Regions from separate parts of the Mus musculus genome. Here all the other regions are linked to region 4. A link is a loop called in an ENCODE intact Hi-C map of the cell type or tissue named here. Cell type or tissue: heart. All regions are shown on one strand.

Region 1 (4,000 bases), 65 kb after region 4:
GGATTCTAATTGAACAAAGCACTGTAGTTCCCCAGTGTGAGGGCTTGAAGTCTGGCTAAATATGAACATGATTATGAGTGCGTTTCAATTGATGCCTATGTTTAGTACTTGTCCATATGGATATTACTCCAAAATGTTAGTTTGGACACTAACTCCCAGATTAACAGGCCAAAGTGTAATAGATAAATATATTCATGTAAATGTGAATAAAATTGAGCCGTGGCTTGGTTGGCTCTGTGTAAATTCAGATCTTCAGACCCCTGCTACGATCTGAACATCTGGAGTACAAAGGAATGCGATGAAGAAAAGAGACGAATTACTTAACATAAGCTTGGGGAGTTTGCAGGCAGGTCTTGAATGGACACAGCTGGCTGACTGCCTTCTGAGCAGATGAGTGCCTAGCAGGGAATACTTTGTAAAATTGAGAGCTTGATGTACTGTGGTGGTTAGCCATTAACTGTATTGCTCAAGAAGAGACACTTGCAACAAAATATGCTAGTCAAGTTTACAGCAAGCAGCTCTATCATTTGCACCAAATGTTGCTCTGCAGAATGCTATCAGTACCGTGAACTCTGACACCTAGTGGCTATGCCAAGAACTACAGGATTTTCTTCCCGAGGATTTCTTTCATTGCTGGAAAAGGTTGCCCTAATTCTATTGGCAGCAGGTCTTTTTTTGTTTTGTTTTGTTCATTGTAGCTCTTAGAACAGCGCCCGGGTGTTAGCTGTCGGATGGCGACTGGAGGTACACTTCATTTAAAGATTGTTGTGGTGGACAATGTAATTGAAATTACTGTCTCAAATGTTATGCTGATACAATTTTGTTTCACAAACCAGAGGGAATAACTGAATAGCTTCTAAAGTAAATGGTGAGGTCTATACTGTCGTGTTAGAGATTAAGTGATATACAATATTAGGAATAAGAAATATCCTCACTTACACATTTATTTTATATTTATATCCTCATTATACAGATATATTGGTAATTTAAGCTTCTACCCCCAGATTGCTGGGATTACAGGCATAAACACCACACAGGCCAATTTTAAAAGAACATATGCGCATATGAAATAACATCTCATTTTTTATTCTTTTGAATATTACTTTGAATATAACTTTTTGTGCTTAATGGGCCTACATTTGTGAATGACATAAAAAAAAATCAAAATGTATAATCCTAGGATTCAGGAAACTGGTGCTGAGGCAGGACGATCACATGTTAGAGGCCAGCCTAAACTGCATAGAGAGTTCCAGAAAAGTCTGGCTACATAGAGAAATTCTGTCTCAAAGCAAAGAATCAAAATAAGCTAAATAATCATTATCCTTTAAAATAGGTATTCTAACATAATTTTTATTTTTGAAACTTTATTTTGAATATTATCTTTTAAAAGGAAAACATACAATTATGCTTTAAAGCCTAAAAAGATATAGAATGAAAAAAATTACTGAGTGATCTATCTCAAAGTTCTCTTAAAGGTTCACTTACATTCTGAGACAAAACATTCATGCAAATGGCGTTTGGCAGTCGGATGCCAATCACACCCTGAAAAATCTTACTCTTCATGTTTTCAAACCAATTTACAACTTGATTGATGGTGCCATATCATAGTAACATATTGTTAAGATGCAAACCTCATTTTAAATAGCTAAAATAAAATGTGTTGTTTTTGTTTTGTTTGCACGGGTGCAGTACCCGGGGCGGCCAGAAGAGGGCTGCATTAGATGTCCTTGGAGCTGGCGTTACAGGCTGTTGAGTCCTCAGACAAGGGTGCTGGGGACTGAACTAGGTGGGATTTCCTGTAAGATCAGTAAACATTGTTACTTACCACTGAACCACCTCTCTAGCGCTTATATTCTTTGTGTGAAACTTATTTGTGCTGCATAAAAGGTACACTCTCCACAGAGCTCGTTGTTCTGACCAAATACAGTTTCAAATAAATGTTAAATCAAAAGTGGAGGGCACAAATTGTTGGTGAGTCAATAGAAAATGTAACCATATATGTGGAGCCAAAATACAAATGCCAGCAGGGCCAGGTGTGAAGAAATTAAAAGAGAGTTTAAATTTGAAAAAAAAAAAATGCCTGGGAGAGGGGAATGTTAAATGGGGGTGTGGCCTTGTGAAGGTCTTATTGTCCAGCCTTTGCAAGACACTGGTTAGGAGTGGAAAGACAGAGGGGGAAGGAAGGGAGGGAGGGAGGGAGGGAGGGAGGGAGGGAGGGAGGGAGGGAGGGAGGGAGGGAGAGCAAGAGAGCTAGAAAGCTTGAATTTCTTCTGAATCTAAAACTGATCTTAAATTTCCAATTCTCTAACCTCAAGCCTTCCAGGAACTAGGATTATATGCACTCACCAAAACTCTTGGCCTAAAATGTATTGTTCAGAAAAAATGCAATTTTTGAAGATGGAAGTTACAGTTGATTGCATTCAAAGTCAATGTTTGCCACTCTAAAATAAAAGGAAGTTCATGTAACATGTCCATAAGTACTGCATTTCCATCCATACATCTTTGTGATCGATATAGAATTAATATGCACATACAAAGTCGCGCGAGCGCGCACACACAGAAAAACTGGTTTAGAATAACATTTTAATTATGCTTTAGCATGTGTGAGGTAATTTGCTTTCTCAACTGGATTCCCAGGTCAAGGTCTACAGCGCTTATTTGAACCAGTTACATATCTCATTTTCATAACAGTCCCTGGAGGCTACAGTCACACATGGTTATTTCAGCCTTCATGAAAGCAATACAGTACAGAAGCCAGGGCTGTCATAGAAAACAGGACAGTGACAATTTCAGTTCCTCTCACAGTGACAAGACTCTCTCAGGTAAGAAATTAAAATATTGCCTTCTTTTCATAAGGTTTGTGACCATTTTAATAAAAGAAGAGGATTGTTCCTAGTACATTAGGGATGGGAAATGTATGTGTGTTGCAGGAGTGGGGGACTGTCTGTACTATTCCACTGCTGATCAGTGGTCTCTTGAATAGGACTAACTCTAGCACTAACTGTATAGTCCAAGGGCTAATGGTTACTATGCATAGTTGTTATAAATAATAGTTAGGGTGAATAGTCTGACCAAATCTTTTCATGAACATTTCTATAAAAACCATATTTCAGAAAAGCTTGACATCCGATGTCATCAATGTGCTATGGATATTTGCCTCATCCTGGGAACTAAACTCTGTTCACTCAGTCCAGTTGCCGTGGCAATGTATGTCAAGGTAAAACTAGCTAAGAATGTCAAAATTAGTTTGTGTGACTTAAACGGAAAAAAAATATTGAGAATCGACCAAATATTCACACATGAAAATTATAAAAGTTAGCAAATTACAATCCAACAAATAAAGTCTCTAAAGCTGCAGGAAGACTTTCAAACTGCTAATTCCTTTAGATTATAAATTTCAACATTTGCTGGTTAAACACACACACACACACACACACACACACACACACACACCTCTTACTGTGGGCTGGCAGTTTTTAAAGAAAAATAAATAACTAAAGACTAATAAATTAGTGATTAGCAAAATTCTCATTTTGCTATAAGTTAAAAATTTTGGAAATGAACAATAGCAAAAAGTACAATATATGTAGTTGGAAGTTTCCTATGGCAAATGTGAAATGTATTTATAATTTACCAGGAGCATTCTGGTCAGTTTTTTTTTTTTCTTGTGATGTTTAATGATTTCTGCAATGTGAATTTTTTTTCAACTAATCCACTTATGCTTGAGAATTACAAAGAAAACGCTGTTAAGCACAGTTATCTGTTCTTCCTGCTTATATCACAGTGAGTCTTTCTTTATATTAGAAAAAATGGATTCTGTTCATTTCTAAAATATAACTTCATTTTTATTGTTTTTATGTATGCATCAAAACGTTTTGTTTACAAATTAGAGAATGTTTAAAAGCCAGGCATACTTTTTGTTATCATTTGAAAAGGAATTATTTTTTTTTCTGCAAAGTAAAATTGAATAGCCAACTATCATTGCTGTAGAAAAATGTAA
Region 2 (4,000 bases), 960 kb after region 4:
GGAAGATCTCAAAGCCCACCCTCATATTGAGAGACTTCGTCTAACAAGGCCACACCTCCTAGTAGTGCATTCCCTGGGCCAAGCATGTACACACATGAGTTTCTAGAAGCCAAAGCTATTCAAGCCACCACAACCACACTTCATCTTCCCAATTCTACTACTAAACTCAGTGCTTGGCAGAGTCAACATTTCTTGAATAAATATGCAACTTTTATATAAGTACAATCTACTTTACGACATGATTGTCTTGTAAAAGAAATGCCAAACCACATGTGATGCTAAAGACTATTGGTTGTCAATTTGACTACATCTGAAATTAACTTTAAAGCCAAAAAAGTAGCTGGGTACACCTGTGAGGGATTTTCCCCCCTTAATTAAATCACTTAAAGTGGCCGGGCATGGTGGCCCACGCCTTTAAACCCAGCACTTGGGAGGCAGAGGCAGGCAGATTTCTGAGTTCGAGGCCAGCCTGGTCTACAGAGTGAGAGTTCCAGGACACCCAGGGCTACAGAGAAACCCTGTCTCGAAAAACCAAAAAAACAAAAGCAAAACAAATCAAAAAACAAACACACAAAAAACCACATTCCTTTAATCCCAGAACTTGGGAGGCAGAGGCAGGTGGATTTCTGAGTTTGAGGCCAGCCTGGTCTACAGAGTGAGTTCCAGGACAGCCAAAGCTATACAGAGAAACCCTGTCTCGAAACACCCCCCCCCCCAAATCATTTAAAGTGGAAGATCCACTTTTAACCCTGATTTTTTTTGAGGCAGGAAGATCCATCTTTAATATGGGCCACACCTTCTTCTAGCAGCCTTATAAAGGACATGAAAAAAGAATGCTTGCTTGCTCTTGCTCTTCCTAGAAATTACTTCACTGCCATTAGAGCCTACTTCTTCAGGATTCTGCTTATACTGAAAACCATGTGGGACATCCAGCCTTGTGGACTGAACAACTTCTGGCTTCTTGGACCTTTCACTGTTAGTCAGCCATTGTTGGACCACAGCCTATAAGTCGTTCTAATAAATCTCCTACATATAGATTCAGTCTATTGGTTTTGTTTCGCTAGAGAACCCTGGTACACGTAACACTTAAATACATGATGTAAACGTGTAGTGCATCAGTAATTTCACTTACAATGCTATTTGAATAATACACTCAGGTTTGGTGAGCTTGACTGTGCGTGTCTGGTTTATAGGTTAGTTGCAACTGTCATTTATTAGATGTAAGATTTCAGGTAGACACAATTTATAAGCATTACGATTAACAAAATTCTGACACCTTAGCCAGGTATGGTGGTACACCCCTTTAATCCCAGGCAGAAGCAGGTGAATTCTGAGTTCAAGGTCAGTCTGGAGTATTTAGTGAGTTCCAGGACAGCCAGGCTACACACCGGCCAGGAGACCCTATCTTGAAAAACCAAAACATACAACAACAAAAAGCAAACCAAAAACCAAAAAAACAAATCTGGTGGTACCCTTAAAGCGGGAAAATATGCCCCCACACCTAACTGGCACCTTATTGTTTTTATTGTCGTAGAACATAAAGGCGGACCACTGTTTGCCGGCATTAAGTATATTCGCAATGCTGAACCATCATCCATTTCCAAGAAAAACACAACGTTCAAGTCTACTTTTTAAAAAGAAAGTTAAGAACCGCTAAGTCCTTAAGCACTATCGAAAATGATCCTCACACAGGAACCAAACAGGAGGGCAGCCCCGCAAATGCAAGCAAAGTTGCTGGGGGTAGAAAACATTGAAAATCCGTGAAAACAGCGGTGCCACATACGCGTCAATCTGCGAGGGGGGGGGGGGGGAAAGAGCTCTCCACAGCCAAATCACAAGGCAGAAATGGCCTGTTAGGACCGAGCCCTCCTTCCCCGGAAAGCAGCTTGACCGGCAAGGTGAGGGACCCTGGCCTCCCACCCGCGCCCGCGAAGTGTTGGGGTGCAGTGCGGCCAACCCGCAGATCTTAGGCGGGTCAGCTGTGGAAGACGCCGTCCCGGCGCGGAGGCAGGCATGGCTCCGATCGGAGGGCGAGGGCTACTTTATTTATTTTTAAATCACTAGGGGACGCGGCTAGGAGTCCGTGAGACTCTCCGCACAGTCTGAGGCTCCCCGCCCGCCGTGCTCCGGTTCCACCTCGGCCTCATCATGGCTCCGCGCCGCGGGCTCCCCACTTTCTTCCCATTTTTTTATTTCGTGAACTCGTAGCTGAGCCCCAGGCAGGCCACGGCATCCAAACCGCGGCTGGCCTAGCGCCTTTAGTCACCTCGGAGCCATCTTTATCACCTGAAGAGTTTAGCGCCAGGCGCCCTCCTTGCTAGTTTTAAATCTGGCCGGGGCAGTTCCTCTCGGGGCCTGCCCCACCCTCATGGCCAATCAGCAGCGGGCCCGCCATTTTTCAAACGCTTTTCCTGCCGCCAATCAGGGCCGAGCAGTACATTCCTCTCTAGACCGGTTCCAACGGGTCTGGGAGTTAACGACCTGGGAGACCCACCGAACCTGCTAGGCTTAGCCTGGAGGGACGGGCCTGGCCAGACACCCACCAATCGGAAGCCTTCTCCGTGGGGGGGCGGGGACTCTCCGGGTTTGAATAATCCTCCACAGCCAATCAGAGCGGAGGGAGGTGTGGCCCGCGACTGGTCTGGTCAAGTTGCCGTGGCGCGGAGAACTCTGCAAAACAAGAGGCTGGGGATTGCGTTAGCGAGAAACCAGTTCTCGCCGGAGCTTGGGGAAGGAAGTCTCTCTGCGGAGGTCTGAGGGAAGCAGCGCTCGCAGCAGGTAAGGTTCGGCCGGGAGGCCCGGGGCTTGGCGGCCTGGCTCTTAACGCGTAGACGTGGGGGGACGTCTGCCGGGCTTCGGCGTGGCGGCTTCGGCGGCTTTAGAGGGCGGCCGAGTCTTTGGGTGAGGGCCGGGGCCATGGAGGGCGGCCAGAAAGCCCTTGAGCCCGGCCGCGTTTCTTTTTCTTTCTCTCTGTCTCTTTCTTAAAAACTGGATTGGCTGTGGGTCTCGCGGTGGCTTGTGTAAGTGTAAGGCGCGCGGCTTTTCTGTCAGGGAGGGCGCGCGGCCGGCGGCGGCTTTCGGCCTCCGGGCGAGGGGCTGAGGCGCGGGCGGGCGGGCGAGTCGGGCGGGTCGGAGCCGGCTGGGGCTGGGCTGGGCCGGGCCTGGCCGGGGCGCGCGCTCCCGCGCTCGCTCGCGGGGGCGCGCGGGGTTTAGGCGGGAAGCGGAGCGGAATCCCCCCCCTCCCCGCTGTCCCCGCTCCCCTCCCCCACGCTCCTCACTCCTTGCAGCCCCCTCCCCGCGGGTCCCCACCCCGGTCCCCGGTCCGGACACGGCTTTCTCCTCGGCAGGTAGACAGACGCCGCGCCGTCGTCATGGGCAAGGGTGACCCCAACAAGCCGCGGGGCAAAATGTCCTCGTACGCCTTCTTCGTGCAGACCTGCCGCGAGGAGCACAAGAAGAAGCATCCCGACTCGTCGGTGAACTTCGCCGAGTTCTCCAAGAAATGCTCCGAGAGATGGAAGGTGAGGGAGGGAGGGCGGGCGGCGCGCGTGCCCGGCTGCAGGCCGTTTCCGGGCTGCTTTTGGCGGGTCCCCGCGGGCGGGGGCGGGTCGGATGGGGGGGGGGGACGACAGGGACCAGGGAGCGCGCGAGCTTTTGCCACCCTGGGGACCCGAGGGTTTTAAAGGTTGGTCTCCAAGCCGAGGGCGCCCTTAATGCAAATGCCTCAGAGTTTACAGATTGACTCGACTTATTTGTTTATCCACTTTCTTTATTACTCGGACAGCTAGGAGCTTTGAAGTCCTTGCCGATTGACTCGTTTTTTCTGCCCCATAGACCATGTCTGCAAAGGAAAAGTCCAAGTTTGAAGATTTGGCCAAGAGCGACAAAGCTCGTTATGACAGGGAGATGAAGAACTATGTTCCTCCCAAAGGGGATAAGAAAGGAAAGAAAAAAGACCCCAATGCTCCGAAGAGACCACCGTAAGTTGATCTGAGAACTA
Region 3 (4,000 bases), 940 kb after region 4:
ATGCTTATGATTTACATATAACATGGGGAAAAGCCTGCCATCTACCTCTGGAGTGTCGATGTCCTGAACAGGCGAGTCTCCCCCATCATCATCGCTTCCTTTCCTCTTCCTTCTGTTCCGAACGCTCTGAATTAAGTTCTTATGATAGTCACAAATGTAAAGATGCCTTGCCTGTAAAGGAAAAATTTTCAAAGACTGTGAGTCCAGAAAAACTGCAGCTAAGTATTAGTAAAATGCATAGGCCCAGGTGGCTGACTAAAAATCATCTTAACAGGCCACTGTTCAGAAGATGCAATGTTTCTTTCCACTATTAAAATGTTGTAACATTAGCAATCTGGCGATACTGTTAAGGAAATGGGGGAGGGGAGGAATTGGAAGCGGTGGGCGGGCGGGTAGTATCTTGGAGAAGGCAGGCAGGCAGGAAAGGAAGAAAAATTCCAATTCTCTGGGTCTTGTCATCAAATTGCAGGGAAGGTGACCTAAATAAGTTAGCTCCTGCTGATTTTAACTTAAAAGGGAGAGGTGGCATTGCCCACAAATTTGTCCTTGTATTTTCTCTAGCTTGAGAGCAGCATTATATTACTCGTAGGTACATGCTTTCTGATTGATCTGTTAGATAGTGAAATTCTACAGGTACAAAGTATGCATTTCTTTACAAATGCAACATTGAATTCATATCCTATGTTTAAATTTGAACCCTAAGGTTTCTTTTTAAGGATTAAGCGAATATATTTCTCTGTATTTTGTGTTTTCAATTAAAGCAAATTATTCATGTTCTCTTGCAAAGTTTCTCATGGACCCTACTGAGAAACCTGCCTAAACAGAATCACAAATAAACTTTTCAAAAAAATTAATTACTCGGGGATTTGAGAGCTGTATATACAGTGGACTAGGAAATACTGAGCTGATTGACACTCTCCCCCCCCCCCCTTTTAAGGCTACAATTAAAGGCCGAATGAACAGGCTTTTAAATTGACTTCTAAGCTAAGGGTAAGTTAAAAATATACAGGATGTCTGGAGGTTCTGTATCTTGTTCTTCCTTTGCCATCAGTCAGAGCTCTGAAAAGTAGCAATGGAATTCTCTGAAACCTCATAGCTGGCCAAAACAGCAGACGTGCATAAAGACAGAAAAAGAAATCCCGATGGCTGCCGAGAGGGCTGTAAAACCGCAGAGGCTTATTTGCAGCCTTGGTTCGGAGCAGCTGCCCGAAGAGCTGACACCGCAAACAACGTTTACAATCATCTATCTCCCTGTAAGGCAACTGGTGAGCTCAGCTTGCTTGTCTGTGTTCAAGAGAAAGAGAACAACGAGGAGGAAAGAAAAAAAGAAAAGACAAAAAGGAAAAAAAGAGAGAGAGAGAGAATTGTGGGGTCCAGCCAGACTCTACTTTCCCTAGAGGAGCGAAGCTGCTCCCTAGGGCAGACACCGGCTCTGGCAGCAAAACAAAGGCGCCTCCATTCCAGAAGGGACTGCCCGGCTGCGAGAAAACTACTCCGGGCCCTCGGTGCTGCGGTCCCCTTTGTTTCGTTTCCAGATCGCAGCAAAGGAGGAAGAGGGAAGCCTGGCGTGGGAGACACGCGAGGCAGCGGGAGTCCGGGCGAGGGGCGGAGGAGCCCCGCACCACTGCGCGAGCGCGCGCTGGGGAAGGTGGCCGGAGTTGCAGGGACTTTGTTTCAATCAGAGAACCACTAATCCCACCTGCAACCCAATCCCCGAGACTCGTGAACCCCGCCAACCATCCGGCGAGGCACGCAGGATAGGGCAGGGCGGTCCCTGGGCCACTTACACTCTTATCCAGCTCGATCTTCACCTTCTTCTGAGAGATGCTCTTCTGGATCCTTTTGCTGAAGCTGGCGTTGCCTGCCGCGCGCCCGCACCGCTCACCGTCCTCCCGCAAACAACAGAGTTGCCCAGGGCCGGGACCGGCCGCTCCAGGTGGCCCAGAAGCTGACACTGCACCGGCACCGGGTACCTCTGCCCCACCGCCGGCTGCGTTCCCATTCCCCGCCGAGGCGGCGGCAGCCGCAGCAGCGACCACCGCGGCCACGGCGGCGGCCGCGTCCCCGCCTCGGCTCATCTCCTCCGGAGTGAAGCCGTTCATGTCTGCCAGTTCGGGGGCGCCGGCGCCGCTACAGAGCCCCGCTCGCCGCGCCGCTCCGCCTCCTTCCCCTGGGCGGCCGTTCACTCCGCACCCCAAGTCTGGTGGCGGCACGGTCCGACGCCCAGAGTCCAGGGCCGGCCGGTCTGTCGGTGCTGGAATAGCTACCAGGTCCTGTGACTGTGATCAGGAGTGAAGTGGCGCCTAGAAAGGAGACCCCACTCACTGTCACATGGAGACTTCAGCAGTTGGACCGCAGCTCCTCCGCCTCCTTCTCAACCCCAGAACCTGCGCGAGGGAGACGCCCCTCCTCTGGCCCCGCCCCACACCTGCCGCGCGGCCCCACGGGAATGGTAGTTCTTGATCGAGGAGCTAACTTGCGCTCTGTTCTGATTACGTGCGGGACCAGCGGGACAAACTACTCATCCCAGCATGCGTCGCGTGGCGAGCCACCCCTAGTTTTTTTTTTTTTCCATTCCAAGCACCGGGCAAGTCTGACTGTGAGGTCAGGCTTTTACCGTGTTTTCTCGCCTCTATTCTCTCCTGCGAGCAAGGGCTGGTTTTAGCTCCTCTTGTTTCGCAAAGTTAGTGTTCAGACCGCCAGCTGACTCCTGGGAAGAAGCATTAATGGTGTGTGTGTGTGGGGGGGTGGGGGGTGGGGGGGGGTAGTAAGAATTAAGTGAGAAAAAGTTTACGGGCTGTTTGGTATTTATTGAAAGAAAACTCGGGATACCTAGCGCTCTTTAGGCGGAGAGTCCTTCATCTCCATCTCCATACCGCAGCTGACTTCTAGAGCGTGGCAGGTCCTTGGCATACTCGTGTGCCGACGGGTTGGCAGGCATCGGGCTGCTTGTCGCCTCTACTGCCACTTGGATTCCTTTCAAACGGATCTAAGAGGGTTTAAGACCATTTAAAGGAAGCACACTAGTATCACGTCTGCAGACTACTCATCAAAACTTAGCCCTGGCTGTAGGGGACGAGGATCGAGAAACCTCTTTTCTTGAGTCATATGCATGCGTACATGTGTGCTTGTGTGTGCCGCGGGTGTGTGTGTGGGGGGGGGGGGGGTTGCGCGCGTGCGCGCCTGGGTACGTGTTTGTGCTCGCGTAATGTGTATTTTTGCCTGTGCCTGTGGTGGGCGGGGTGGAAGAATGGGCGTGGCCATGCCAACCCTGAACCTCTGATAATTATTAGACTTAAGCTTAAGCAAAAATAATTTATTTCAAGTGGAAGAGTTTTGAGAAAGCCTGTTTTAGATTCAACCAATTCAGTGACGATTATATATATATATATATATAATCGTCACAGAGGTCATGAAAAACTTAGGCCCAAGCTTTCACACCTTTAATCCAAAGAGACAAAGCCAAGCAGATTTCATTGTTCAAGACCAGCTTGGAACAGAGCAAGTTCCAAATAGAGAAAAGTTTAAATCCAGTCATGGTAGAACATGCCTTTAATGCCAGCATTAATGATACAGAGCCACACATATCTCTGAGTTCAAGGTCAATATTCAGAGCAAGTTCCAGGACAGCTAAGCTTAGGCTGGGAAGGAGTTGGAAAACATAAAGTTGGTAATAGAATAAGAAGGGGCCACATTCCAGCCTCAGCAAGTAGCAGAACTCAGGTGCTCCGGCTATGTGGCTGGCTTTAGAGTCAAGAATAGAAGGCACCACTAGGACAATTGATGCTGGCTAGCTGGAGCTAAGAAATTAGCAGTGATTACGAAGAGATCAATACCACAGAGGTGAAATCGTCTGGGAGTTGTTTTCTGAAGGCAAAAGAAGCTGTGTTTCCGAGATACCCAAGTTTGTACCCTGTACTGCAGCTGTACTTGGTAATGTATAAGTGTCACCCAAGTGGTAGTGGTTTTGAAGGTATGAAGGGGTCATGAAGAGCAGCTG
Region 4 (4,000 bases):
GTTTTTTAATTAGTAAATACTAAAATTATTACTATGAATTGAAGCTAATCAAGTACTGAAACATACTTTACACTTGACCATAATTAATCTGAGATAAAATTAAACTGTTACTTAAAAATTAGCATTTTCACTTTATATTACTTATCACAGGATATTAAATGAAGACCATATACAGATTCAATCATTAAGGTCTCACTGGTCTACCTAGCTTTCTGAAGAGTTAGGAACAAATCAAATCCACCAACCGAATTGCTGGAAGACATTGTGAGCACCGCACAAGATGGCTTTGGTGGGGAACGGAACCGATCTCAGGATCTTGGCATACCCAATGGCTCTACCACTGAGCTAGTCCCCCAGCTTTGCAGTTTAAGATACTTTGTTTCAAACCCAGCTCAATTTCGTAGCTGCTACAGGTCTTTAAAAACATGTCACAGGACTCCAAAATCATTTTGCCCAGGATAAAGTAACTAGCCTTTAATAATCACAGTGGATAGCTAGGATTTTGAAATTCCGCTTGACATATCTAAAAGACAAACTTTAAGATAAAGGGATACAAATCTGTAGAAACTAAACTTACAAAATCTCTCCGTAATAGATACTAGGAAAATGCTGTTGTAAGATCCGATGAGGGAACCGCTGTGTTCACGCATAAAACATTGTTAAAATGCTTGCAAATAATTCTGTAAAACAGTCTAGTGTAGCAGTAAGTCTAGAATACATATGTTAAAATTAGTTTTCTTTTCATACAGAGCAATCATAGGCCTCAAAGTAGATGGAGAATTCTTTTTTTTTTTTTTTTTTGGGGGGGGGGAGACACCATGAAGATGAAAACAAAGAGAACACGAAGGAAGGAGTACTTTTTCTATTCCGGACAGTCTTTTGAAGCTAGATGTATTTTTGACGGAAAGAAACTTAAAGGCATCTACAAAACAATTCAAAGAGGGCAGACTCCGATTCATTCTACTTGATGCCTTCCAAAACCATACCAGCTGGTACACAAGCAAGTCCCATCTCGAATTCCCTTTCTGCCTCTAAATTTAAAGGGATGAAAAGGTAGACCTGATCATTCGCCTACAACCCAGGAACCTCGGTGAGGACAGCAGAAGGGCCACCTTCGTCCAAGCCAGAGCACAGCAGGTCCACGAGCTCTGGCTCAGCCAGCAGCCCCTAAGCAAACTGAAAGGTTCCCAAGGCTACCGTACCAACACAGAAAGAAGAAGGGAGCACTAGAAACCCGAGAACGTGGCGGGAACCGGGTCTGCAGCCCCAGAGCCTTACGCCCGCGCCTCGGGTCGCCCCTCGTGCCGACGGTTTGTTTTTAGAACTCAGAGTTCGAGCCGAGAGTTCGAACAGCGGCTAAACATTCCGAGCCAGAGGCTGCCCCAAATGCTGGCATTCCTAGATGCAGATTCCACACTCCGTTCGCGCAGCTTCTTCAGGATACTCTACTGTCGTTAAAGTCTTATCAATTACATGTCTTTTATTGAATGTCACATTTCAAATTAGCATAATTTTGATGGCCAAAGCAGTTCAGAATGAGAAGCGGAAAAGTAAAGACTTTTTGGCGAATCTGAATGAGGAAAACGGAAATCTTTTTCCTTTAAGGAGCCGCTCCTCGACGTCACTTCCGGCAACAATAGGAAACGTCAAAACCTTGCAAGGTCCGCCACTCGGGCTTCTGCAGGCAGAGGTGCTGTGACTTCGCGGGAGTCTGGGGCGGCTTCTGGTTCCCTCGCAGCCATCGTGTTCTCCAGCGCGAACACGTGCGCTCTGGACAGGCCTCTCCATGGCTTGGGCACCAGTTCCCGGCTGAGCCATTTTCTTCTCGGCTGACAGCCCCCGCCCACAGGCCGAGTCGTCGCGGCGGCGGTGGAGATCCCAGGTCGCTCAGGTACTCGCGTCGGCACAGAGGCTTCCAATGCCTTGCTTCTTCCGCCCGCCCGGACGCTCTCACTTTTCTCCTCCGAAGTGAGGGGTAGGGATGCTTGCCACTTGATAGCCCTGGCCCAGCAAGCAACAGTTTAGGACCAATGGGTACTGTGAGACATTTTGAGTGACAGCAGCGGTGGCTTATTAAAATGGTGTATCAGAATCGAGAGGCGGGTGTGAGTCTCTTCTGTTTCTAGGCCATTGGTATAGAGGTCGATTTGGGACTCGCGGTAGCGACGTGGTGTCGTCCCTCTTGAAAGATGACAAACGGTGGAGGTTACTTTCTTCAGTTTCACGTATTGCTTTTGTGGTGGTTACAGCGTCGTTCGATGCCAAGGCACGCTTCATTTCTTACGGCGTCCCCTTAATACGAATTCAAACATATCCAGTTTAAGACCTCCGCTGATTGCTAGTTGCTACAGTCTCCAAACAGACTGTAAAATTGGTTCAACACTTTCCTTTTCGTTTTGTTTTTCTGTGGCTACGCTCCACTTTCCACATCGTATTACTCAGTACACATTGTCTAGACAAAAACCATAGAAGTTTGCAATTCTTACTCGATATATTTCTGGTTTATTTTTCGTTCTGTATTTACTAATTAATAATTGTGACTACTTAATTTATAAATGAGACATTTATTTGTAAAGACCCCCACCCCGCGCGCGCGCCATATTCTCTTCATTACCCTCAATACTGCAATTGAATACAAACTGTTGTTCATGTCAGTGTTTGCACTCCGTTTTTGTTTGTATTTTGAGACAAGGTCTCCTGTGTACTCCAGGCTGGCTCAGAATTCACTGTGTAGCCCCGACTGTCCCTAGCTAGCAATCCTTTTTCTTGGCCTTCCAAAGGCTTGGAAGTATGGTTTTGCAACAGGTCACTAAGTACTCTTCTCTTTGCTTTGGTTCTTTGGACTTTGGCACTTTCACTCCGACGAGAAGAGCTTCCGGCTACCTTTGTGAAAGGTTTTTGTTGTTGTTGTTGTTGTTTTTGTTTTTGTTTTGTTTTTACAATGTAGAGCAGGTCTCAGAATGAACAATAAATAAATTTATTATTTTCAGGTTAATTCAGAAACTTCTTGCTTATACAGTTTTTCTAAATTAACAATTACCTAAGTATCGTCATTAGTTTCATATTGCTGGTTTATGATTATCCCCAAATTTAATGCAGCTTAAAACAACAAACATGTACTATCTTGGTTTCTTTGAGTCAAGTATCAGGGCAACGTTCAACAGAGTAGTTCAGCTTGTTTCTTGAGGTCGTAGTTAGGCTGTGTTTGGGACTTGTGATACTATTGAGAGACTGCACTGAGATGGACTAAGGGTGCACTTCCAAGTGCATGCACATAGTTGCCAGCTGCCCTAGATTCTCCGCTAAGTGGGTTTTCTTCAGAAAACCCCCTTAGAGTATAGTATGGCTGTTGATTTCCCCTACAACAGACAAGCTGGGAGAAAGCATCCAACTGAGGGAAGATAACTATATTTTATAATCTAATCTTAGAAGTGATATCCTATCACTGCTATCATAGTGTGTTTGTTAAGAGTCTTTAACCCAACCCACATTAGAGAGGCAGAGGATAGATAACACAGGAGGCAAAATCGATGGAAGCCATTTTAGAGGCACCTGGAACAAATTCCGTGCCTGATAACTTTTAGCAGTTAAAAGTAATCACTACATAAGAATATCTTAGCCAAAGTATGTCCAAAAGAATTTAATTCTGACAAGGAAAAAAAAAAGCCTGATTTTGAAGTAACATGTGAATTATACTAGTATCAGCTCCTCCAGAAAAATAATTTAGAAATATTTTATATTAATTATCCTAAAGAATATTATTTAATATTGCCTGAAGGGTAGAGAATCTGAAAAGAGTGTTTGAGGTTATCTTTTACCCTTTTACATAGCTGAAATTGGGTCAAAATAAATGTATGGAAGATAGCTTTTGAGAAGGAAAGCAGTTAGGAAAAGGCTAGGGCTGGTTATAGATAAAATGCAGATCAGTGGAAAATTTCTGTTAAACCCATATGATCAAATAGGGGTGGGAAAAGTGTGCTTTGGAAATGTGCTTTGATTT
Region 5 (4,000 bases), 950 kb after region 4:
GCGTGCACCACCACGCCCATCTTTTTTTAAAAAAATATTTATTTATTATTATATGTAAGTACACTGTAGCTGTCTTTATACACACTAGAAGAGGGCGTCAGATCTCATTAAACATGGATGTGAACCACCATGTGGTTGCTGGGATTTGAACTCAGGATCTTTGGAAGAGCAATCAGTGCTCTTAATCCCTGAGCCATCTCTCAGGTGCAGGTATATCTGAATCTTGAGTAGATAAATTCCCATCTTCCCATGGAACCTCTATACTGATTTCCACAGTGGTTGTACAAGCTTGTAAGTACTCTCACCAGCAATACTCCACATCCTTATCAGCTTATGAGCTGTCATTTGTTTTATCAATCTTAGCCATTCTGACAGATGTAAGATGGAGTCTCAAAGTAGTTTTGAATCACATTTCCTTGATGTCTCAGGATGTTGAATATCTCTTTAAAGTATTTTCCAGCTGTTTGAGTTCCTTCTTTTTAGAACTGTCAGTTTATACCTCTACCTCACTGTTTAATCAGATTGTTTCATTAAATCTTTTTTATTAAGCCGGGTGGTGGTGCACGCCTTTAATACCAGCACTCGGGAGGCAGAGGCAGGCGGATTTCTGAGTTCGAGGCCAGCCTGGTCTACAAAGTGAGTTCCAGGACAGCCAGGGCTATACAGAGAAACCCTGTCTCAAAAAAAAAAATCTTTTTTATTGGTTATTTTATTTATTTACATTTCAAATATTGTCCCCCTTCCCAGTTTCTACTCCACAACCCCCCTTTCCCCACCCCACCCCCGCTTTTATAAGGGTGTTACCCCCACCTACCCACCTATTCCTGTCTCACCACCCTGGCATTCCCCTACACTGGGATACTGGGCCTTCATGGAACCAAGGGTCTCTCCTACCATTGATGCCAGATAAGGCCATCCTCTACTACATATGCGGCTGGAACCATGTGTCGTTCCATGTGTTCTCTTTGGTTGGTAGTTGAGTCCCTGGGAGCTCTGAAAGGTCTGGTTAGTTGGCTCAGCAGTTAAGAGCACTGACTGCTCTTCCAGAGGTCCTGATTCAATTCCCAGCAACCACAGGGTGGCTCACAACCATCTGTAGTGGGTTCCAGTGCCCTCTTCTGGTGTGTCTGAAGACAGCTACAAGTGTACTTATTAAATCTTATTAATCTAAATTTAATTAAATCTAAATATTAAATCTATTTTTGAGTCCTTTAAATATTTAGGATATTAGTTATCTTTTACCATTCAGAAGGCTGTTGTTTTGTTCAAATGACAGTGTCTTTGCTAAGCAGAAGGTTTTCAGTTCATTTGGGTCCTATTTATCATGTTGGACCTTTGCTAACAGTGTTCTGTTATGGACTTTCTTTTATTACCCAGCCTATTTGGTGTTCTATATACTTCTTGTACCTTGATAGGCATCTTATTTTTTAGGTTAGGATATTTTTTCTTGTATGATTTTCCTGAAAGTATTTTCTGTGCTCTTGACCTGGCTTTCTTTTCTTTCCTTTATTCCTGTTATTCTTAAATTTGTTCTTCTCCTAGCATCCCGTATTTCCTGGATGTTTTATGCCAGGATACATACATACATACATACATACATACATACATACATACATACATACACATGGGTCCGTGTTCTGCCCTCTGCTGGGGTGTGGCAGTACTGCAGGGGAGACAAAGCACGAAGAGCACTAGATTGAGTTAACCTTATGTTGGGTGCTGGGCTTTAAGGAAATGCGGAGACACTGCTCAAGGGGGTGGAAAATACAGCCTAGGATGTGGGAAGCTGAAGCTGGGGTTCCTTGACTCCCTGGAATCTAGTCACCACTGGAAAACCTCACAGAGGAGTGGGGAACGAAGCGCGGGGAGTGGGGGGTTTCACGGGTCCAAGACGAGGCCGGGACCAGGGGCTACCAAACTCCTGGACATGCCGGTGCTCCTGGGTCACATGGAGTTGGGGGGCCCGTGGGCTGGGGACAGTGTCGAACCCAGGGCCAGGGAATGGGAACTCCGACTTAATTCATCTGCCAAAGTCCTTAGCTTAGAGGTGGTTTTCTGGGAGCACAGAGAGGCCTTCTAGGAGAGACTTAGACAAAGCTGCTCAGTAGTTAAAGGCCTTCTCCATGCTCCCCATGACTATTCTTGACAAAAGAGACAGCCCTTGGTTCTAAACTGTTATGATTGCTCATTGTGGAAAATGAGTGCATACCACCTTCTCAGGGTGGACCAGAGATTAAATACCTTTTGCAGGAAAGAATGTCTGGGAAGGGAAGCTTATTGGATGAACCCTCAGACTCTCTAAATACCTCATTATTATAGAGAACTCTGTTCTGGGCTACATGATTGACAGTAGGGAGTGTGGTCATCTGGTCTGGGCCAGAAATCGCGCGCGCGCGCGCGCGCACACACACACACACACACACACATTTAATTTTCTTTGACCGATGTATGCATGCATCCATGTATTTCTTCTATAGTGTCTTCAATGTTTGAGATTCTCTCTCCCATCTCTTATATTCTGTTGTTGGTGAGGATTGCCTCTGAATTTCCTGTTCAAGTTCCTACATTTTTCATTTTCAGATTTCCGTCAGTTTGGATTTTCTTTACTTATTCTATTTCTACTTCTGGGTCTTGAACTGTTTTACTCATTTCCTTCCACTGTTTATGTTTTCACAGATTTCTTTAAGGGATTCATTCGTTTCCTCTTTGCGGACTGGTATCAGTATCCATAAAGGCTATTTTAAGGTCTTTTGTCTTGGATTTTGGCTGTTTTGTAACACTCAGGGCCTGAGGAAGTGGTACAGTTAGTCGCTGGGCTCTGGAGACGGATTGCCCTGTTACTCATTGTGTTTCTATACTGGTGGATTTGGGAAATTCCATACTGGTTTGGGAAGTTTGCAATTCTAGGTGCTGATATCTGGTTGTCTTTACTGGGTCGGCATTTTGTTCCTTGGTTTCTGTTGCCCTCTCTGGTTCTTAGGAGAGAGAGGTGGCTATGTGTGGTTTCCCTGGCAACAAATTCTTCTTGGATCCTGATAAGTGTGGCCACCAGGGGTTCCAGGTAAAATGTGTTTCTATGTATTGGGAGATGCCACTTAGGAATGGTGGGCTAGGTGGGGTGGGGAATGACATGGTCCACAGGAGGGAGGAAAGCAGGGTGTTCTATCAGGATCTGCTCATTCCCCTGGAATGGGAACAGAGTGTGAGGAGAGGTCATAGCAGGAAGTCTGCTACAAAGCTGGGGGTGATAATGGGCGACTCGATTTGGAAGATTGGAGAGAAAGGTAAAGATCTGCTGTTGACCTGTGTGCTTTCCTGCCTGAAGGGCCCTGGGGGTTCCCAGGGAACCTGCAGAAGTTTCAGGCTTGGACAGATGCAGCATTCGGTCTGTTGCTCAGTGTGGGATGAGACAAGGGCAGTGGATTTGGAGGAGCTGTGTGAGGAAGAGAGGTATAAATCTGCAGTTTGCCTGCCTGCTTCCCTGGCTTGGTGTGTGTGATAGTTTGTATATTCTTGGACTAGGGAGTGGCACCATTTGGAGGTGTGGCCTTGTTGGAATACTTGTGACCTAGTTGGAATGGGTGTGTCACTGTGGGTGTGGGTATAAGATCCTCACTCTAGTTGCCTGGAAGTCAGTCTTCCACTAGCAGCCTTTGGATGAAGATGTAGAACTCTCAGCTCCTCCTGCACCATGACAGCCTGGATGCTGCCATGCTCCCACCTTGATGGTAATGGCCTGAACCTCTGAACCTGTAAGCCAGCCCCAATTAAATGTTGTTTTTGATAAGACTTGCCTTGGTCATGGTGTCTCTTCACAGCAATGGAAACCCTAACTAAGACAGAGTGGCCTGTGGGTTCCCAGGGACTGCCTGCCAGAGTTGGGGGCTGGGATAAAGCAAGCAGTGGAGGGAAGGAAGTTAAGGGGAAGATCTCTGTGGTAATTAGGGCTCATTAGACTCTGAAACTGAATCCAAAATCTTCCGTGTAGTACTGTAGCACG
Region 6 (4,000 bases), 780 kb after region 4:
CCCTCCGGCCAGTACTAAGCCCTAACGCTGAATACACCCCACCACCCCAACCGTCCAGGAAACCCCAACTGGCTGGAATCCAGGTGAGTTAGGACTAAAGCCAGTAAAAAGCTCCATGTTCCAATGCCTCCGCTGAGCAAACCCGCTAACTGGACTCAGTTCTGAACTAGCTGGACCCTTCAACCTGCAGAACATACAGGCAGTCCTTTCCTCGGTCCCGAATCTAAACTGTCCCAGCATCCCCAGTCGCCTAATGTTGCCTTGTCAAACTCCCATGGAGCGGGCTAGTGGGTTGAGGCGGGATTTGTCCAGTGTGTCTGTGCTTTTTCTCCTCTACACACTTTTTAATTCTTTGTTTAAAGGCGGTGGAGGGGAGCGATTCCACGCTTCTGCTTGTGGGAATGGCTAAAAGGCCTCTGCTTTAATTGCTCCGATAATGTGTCTGCTGCCATTTTGTTAAGAGCAATCACTCCTGCAGTGAATTCACAAGCGTTCTAGACAGGCCGGAGCCGACAAAAAATGTAGGATTTGACGTTAAAAGCTAAATGGGATGCTGGGGCTCAGAAGGTAAATTGATGGCCGATCTGGCTGTCAGGTCTCAGCCCCAGACCTCCACGCAGGACAAAGTCTGATGACCCTGAAGCACCGGCAGGGTTCTCTCTCTCTCTCTCTCTCTCTCTCTCTCTCAGTTTGGGAATGAATCTGAAAACCTCAGAGTGGACTTCAGTATCCTTCTTGCCTGGCTTTTCCAAGACTTTTGCTCCCAGCCACAGACAGCAGCTACTAGACACCATGTCTGAAATGACAGCTAGGTCACTGGGGGATCTTACATGTCTACTAAAACCCGAGACACACGGAGGAAGCAGGGATGTCTGGCTAGTTCGGTTCTAGCATTTTCTTTAAGGGGGAGCAGGTGTCTGAATTTAGATTGTAGAAGGAACTGCCCTGGGGTGTTGATTTCAGCCATGAAAATGGATGCAGCGGTGTCAAGGCCATGCCACTCTCCGTGACCCTTTCGAAATATGCCAGCCTCACTTCCGGGTGGAGTGATGGCCCAATCCGCTTCCCTCACCTGTGGCTCTGCTAGCTGTTGCCCCCATGGCGGCAGAGGATCTCAAAGCTAGTCTCTCCTGGTGTCAAAATATGGGGAGAGGAGCAGGGGGCAATTTCAGATTCCGAAGGAACAGATGTGAGGAATTCAGAGCGATTTCAAATGCAAACCCGCAGGAGCCAAGAGCTTTGGGGCTACTCTACCTCCCACCCACACCCACACCCACACCCGGACTTTGAGGAGAAAACCTGGGTCAGGTGCAAGGGCCTGAATTGCGTTCACAGGGCTTCCAAACAGAGCAAAGGATGCTACAAAAACCCGGCCTTGTATTGAAAGCGCGGGTCCACAAACTATAGGAATCTGCTCCATCAGTCCAGGATCTTTAGCCAATATGTCGTTTCTAAGGTCGTTTGTGCGAGTAGTGGGCTTATCTCCCACCGCCGCCTTTCTTTTCCCTTGCTTCTCCTAGTGTGGGAGCCCTACCTACACACTCCGACTTGGCAGAAGGGTTGGCTGGTGGACGCAAAATAGAGTTTGTTTGAAAAGGAAGTGTGGCTGCATAAACACCATAGACTACTGACTCTGGGCCCTAACCGCTGCCAATCTTGTCACGCATCTTAACCTAGGAGTCTCAAATTCTCTGGCCCAGATATCCGCACGAGAGGAGGGCGCTAATGAGTCCCCGGATTCCACTCTTGTCCCAGCCCTTGGATCTCATGGACAGAAAGAAAATTCCCAAGGAACCGCCCTTAGACTGGGGTTCAGAAACCGGCTGGAGGCCCCAGCAGCCTAAATTGCTCTTGTGGGGATTATTGGGGAGTGTGGAAGAGAACCCTTAGATATTTTTTAACTGTTTAAAAGAGGAAGAAGGGGGCTGTTCCAAAAAAAAGGAAACCAATCCCACGTTTCCGGGGGCCGGACAGTTCTAAGAGCGCCGCCTCGCCACCCAGCCGGTGTGCTTCGAAGCACAGCAACTGTCTGCTCCAGTCACTAGCCTCCTTGAAGTAAAAGGAACGGAGTCCCGGACTCCTGCGCACAATTCTAAACTTCACCCCCCTGGTTCTCACCGGTTGCCCCAAGGTTCTCGCCATTTCACCCTGCCCAAGTCAGTTCTCTTGCAGAAACGAGAGCAACAACCCCATGCATATACATTCCCTCCAAATTTCTCCCGGTATTTGGATCGCTTTGATGATCAGATGGTAGAGCCCTGATTACAAATTTATTCCCTGACTCTCTGTCCGTCTTTATCTCCGCTATTAGGGACATCTGGGAGTGATTAGTGCCGCGCCCGCTCCCGGCCGCGCTTTCCTATCTCGCCGCTGCGAGGCCCAGAGCCTCGCTGACGTCAGGGCAGACGGCTCGGAGCCATCCCAGCAGAGCTAGCTGGGTGTAATCGGCGGCTGCGCGGCCAAGTCCTCCCGGGGCCGGGCAGGCAGCTGGAAAACTCCATCTCCATCCGCCTGCGCGGACGAACATTCTAAATACATATTTTTAGCCCGGGATATTTTTGTTTTGTTTTGTTTTGTTTTGTTTTGTTTTGTTTTCCTTGTTTGGGGTGAGAAGGGGCCAGTTGGCGATGCTTACGTGAAATCTTCCAATCTCTCAGTCGGTCCTGTGCCTTCCTCTTCGAAAAGCCTCCGACTATTGGTCCCTACCGATCAGAGTTCCTTTGCTACCCATGAACCAAGCGCTGCTTCCCTACACCAATAGAGACAGCCTGGGGGCGGGCGCGGGGGTTGGGGGGGGGAGTAACGCCAGTGCAAAACGGGGACCCACGTGGTTACGAGTAGCCCTTATGCGGCCAAACGACTCTCAGGGAACTTTTTAGAGGTAACTAGTGTCCCGCCCACTGCACCCGCCTGTACTACAGTTCTCCGGACCAAAATGATGGAATTTTCCTGCCTAAGGGGACAACTTAGTGATTACAGGACTTCACTTCTCTTGTGACTGCACCTCTGCACCTGCTTTAGAGCCTAATAGATCTAGTGACAGCTGCCCAGCTGGTGACACTTCTTGAGCAGGACAGGCGACTAGCGCGGTAGCTTTGTCCTCTGTTCTGTTGCGGCGTCTCGAGCAGAGAAAGGAGATCTGTGTGTGATACCTAGATGCTCACGCCCTCTGACCCTGACGAGCTGTTGGCTGGCAGGACAGGTGCTGTGATGAACTCAGTATCTGAGCTGTCCAGGATGGAGATTTGTGTTTCCCAGAGAACTAACAAACTTACAAACCCACCCATATTTCATGAAAACCTCCAAAAATTCCGATTGGCCAGGCCAGGGACTTCATTTCAGAGCTTGGAATTCTTAAAACTTCTGCAGAAAATTCTAGAAACACTGCCTGAGGCCACACCAACCACCACAATTGGTACAGAATTTTAGGAATGTTTTTCTTGAGCCACCAAAACTACTGTCTTATGTGGGTAAGGGTGACACTATCAAATATGAAGAAAGAATAGGCCAAGGCCTCCATTTTTAAAGTCTATACCCTTCAAGAGAGAATTGGACATATCCCTGATCAATTTACCTTGATCAAAGATAGATGCCTTGCAGCAGCCTGGGGTTTATTTTCTCATGTACCAAACAGGGCAAACTGCCTGTTCAGTCAGAGGCTACACTGTATTGAGAGATAAAGAAGGTGGCCTTTCTTTGAGGGAATAGACAAATAATGTCAAATTCCATGTAAGGGAACCGAGAATATTAAAACAAGCCCGGGAATCAAGAATTCCCAAGAGTTCTTCACAACCACCCGAAGCAAGTCTACGGAACAAACTCCTCCTGCCTTCTTGTGATCTAGACTAGGAAGGGGCCATTCCCTCTAAGTCAGAGAAAAATGTCACCCTGAGTGTCCCATTTCCATTCATTTCTATCCTCTGCAAATGGGGAAAACAATCAAGTGTATGGTCTGAAGAGCTGATCCTTGGTGATGTCAGGACTCTGGCCTGGCTGAGAA

The links. Hi-C counts contacts between places; a loop is a spot of excess contacts. Peaks named below come from ENCODE experiments on the same cell type or tissue, not always from the same donor. Only the 100,000 strongest peaks of a DNase experiment are listed, where the experiment ranks them.
Region 1: a loop joins it to region 4, with 2.7 times the contacts of the local background. A loop is called at or near these places in 6 of 42 quality-filtered maps.
Region 2: it touches region 4 in a loop (3-fold over the local background); 5 of 42 quality-filtered maps call a loop at or near these places.
Region 3: it touches region 4 in a loop (5-fold over the local background); 2 of 42 quality-filtered maps call a loop at or near these places.
Region 5: a loop joins it to region 4, with 2.8 times the contacts of the local background. A loop is called at or near these places in 4 of 42 quality-filtered maps.
Region 6: a loop joins it to region 4, with 2.9 times the contacts of the local background. A loop is called at or near these places in 3 of 42 quality-filtered maps.

Annotation. Positions count from the first base shown.
Region 1 is chr8:56,614,745-56,618,744 of GRCm38, forward strand. No RefSeq gene overlaps it. Among named protein-coding and RNA genes, the nearest start is that of Fbxo8, 66 kb to the left of the region's middle. In heart, a CTCF peak has its summit at 1,700 (motif pointing right); no DNase peak of the experiment used is centred here.
Region 2 is chr8:57,509,228-57,513,227 of GRCm38, forward strand. It overlaps Hmgb2 (high mobility group box 2), which reads left to right and starts at 2,616. Exons shown (of 5, transcript NM_008252.3): 1 at 2,616-2,778; 2 at 3,348-3,521; 3 at 3,835-3,980. The coding sequence starts at 3,372. 2500002B13Rik (RIKEN cDNA 2500002B13 gene) reads left to right here. Exons shown (of 4, transcript NR_126553.1): 4 at 861-1,035. In heart, a CTCF peak has its summit at 2,422; DNase peaks (open chromatin) are centred at 2,524, 3,444 and 3,494; H3K4me3 peaks cover 2,763 bases; H3K27ac peaks cover 2,680 bases.
Region 3 is chr8:57,485,465-57,489,464 of GRCm38, forward strand. It overlaps Sap30 (sin3 associated polypeptide), which reads right to left and starts at 2,396. Exons shown (of 4, transcript NM_021788.2): 1 at 1,788-2,396; 2 at 46-171. The coding sequence starts at 2,102. 2500002B13Rik (RIKEN cDNA 2500002B13 gene) reads left to right here and starts at 2,499. Exons shown (of 4, transcript NR_126553.1): 1 at 2,499-2,729. In heart, no CTCF peak of the experiment used is centred here; DNase peaks (open chromatin) are centred at 1,657, 2,447, 2,947 and 3,207; H3K4me3 peaks cover 3,395 bases; H3K27ac peaks cover 3,668 bases.
Region 4 is chr8:56,549,486-56,553,485 of GRCm38, forward strand. It overlaps Cep44 (centrosomal protein 44), which reads right to left and starts at 1,081. Exons shown (of 11, transcript NM_001009951.1): 1 at 1,060-1,081. Fbxo8 (F-box protein 8) reads left to right here and starts at 1,669. Exons shown (of 6, transcript NM_015791.4): 1 at 1,669-1,891. In heart, no CTCF peak of the experiment used is centred here; DNase peaks (open chromatin) are centred at 1,356 and 2,056; H3K4me3 peaks cover 2,786 bases; H3K27ac peaks cover 1,946 bases.
Region 5 is chr8:57,502,181-57,506,180 of GRCm38, forward strand. The region is part of intron 2 of 2500002B13Rik (RIKEN cDNA 2500002B13 gene); the gene reads left to right. Among named protein-coding and RNA genes, the nearest start is that of Hmgb2, 7.7 kb to the right of the region's middle. In heart, a CTCF peak has its summit at 1,659 (motif pointing left); no DNase peak of the experiment used is centred here; H3K27ac peaks cover 211 bases.
Region 6 is chr8:57,326,318-57,330,317 of GRCm38, forward strand. No RefSeq gene overlaps it. Among named protein-coding and RNA genes, the nearest start is that of Hdnr, 4.1 kb to the right of the region's middle. In heart, CTCF peaks have their summits at 1,697 and 2,331; DNase peaks (open chromatin) are centred at 1,904, 2,434 and 2,734; H3K4me3 peaks cover 3,495 bases; H3K27ac peaks cover 4,000 bases.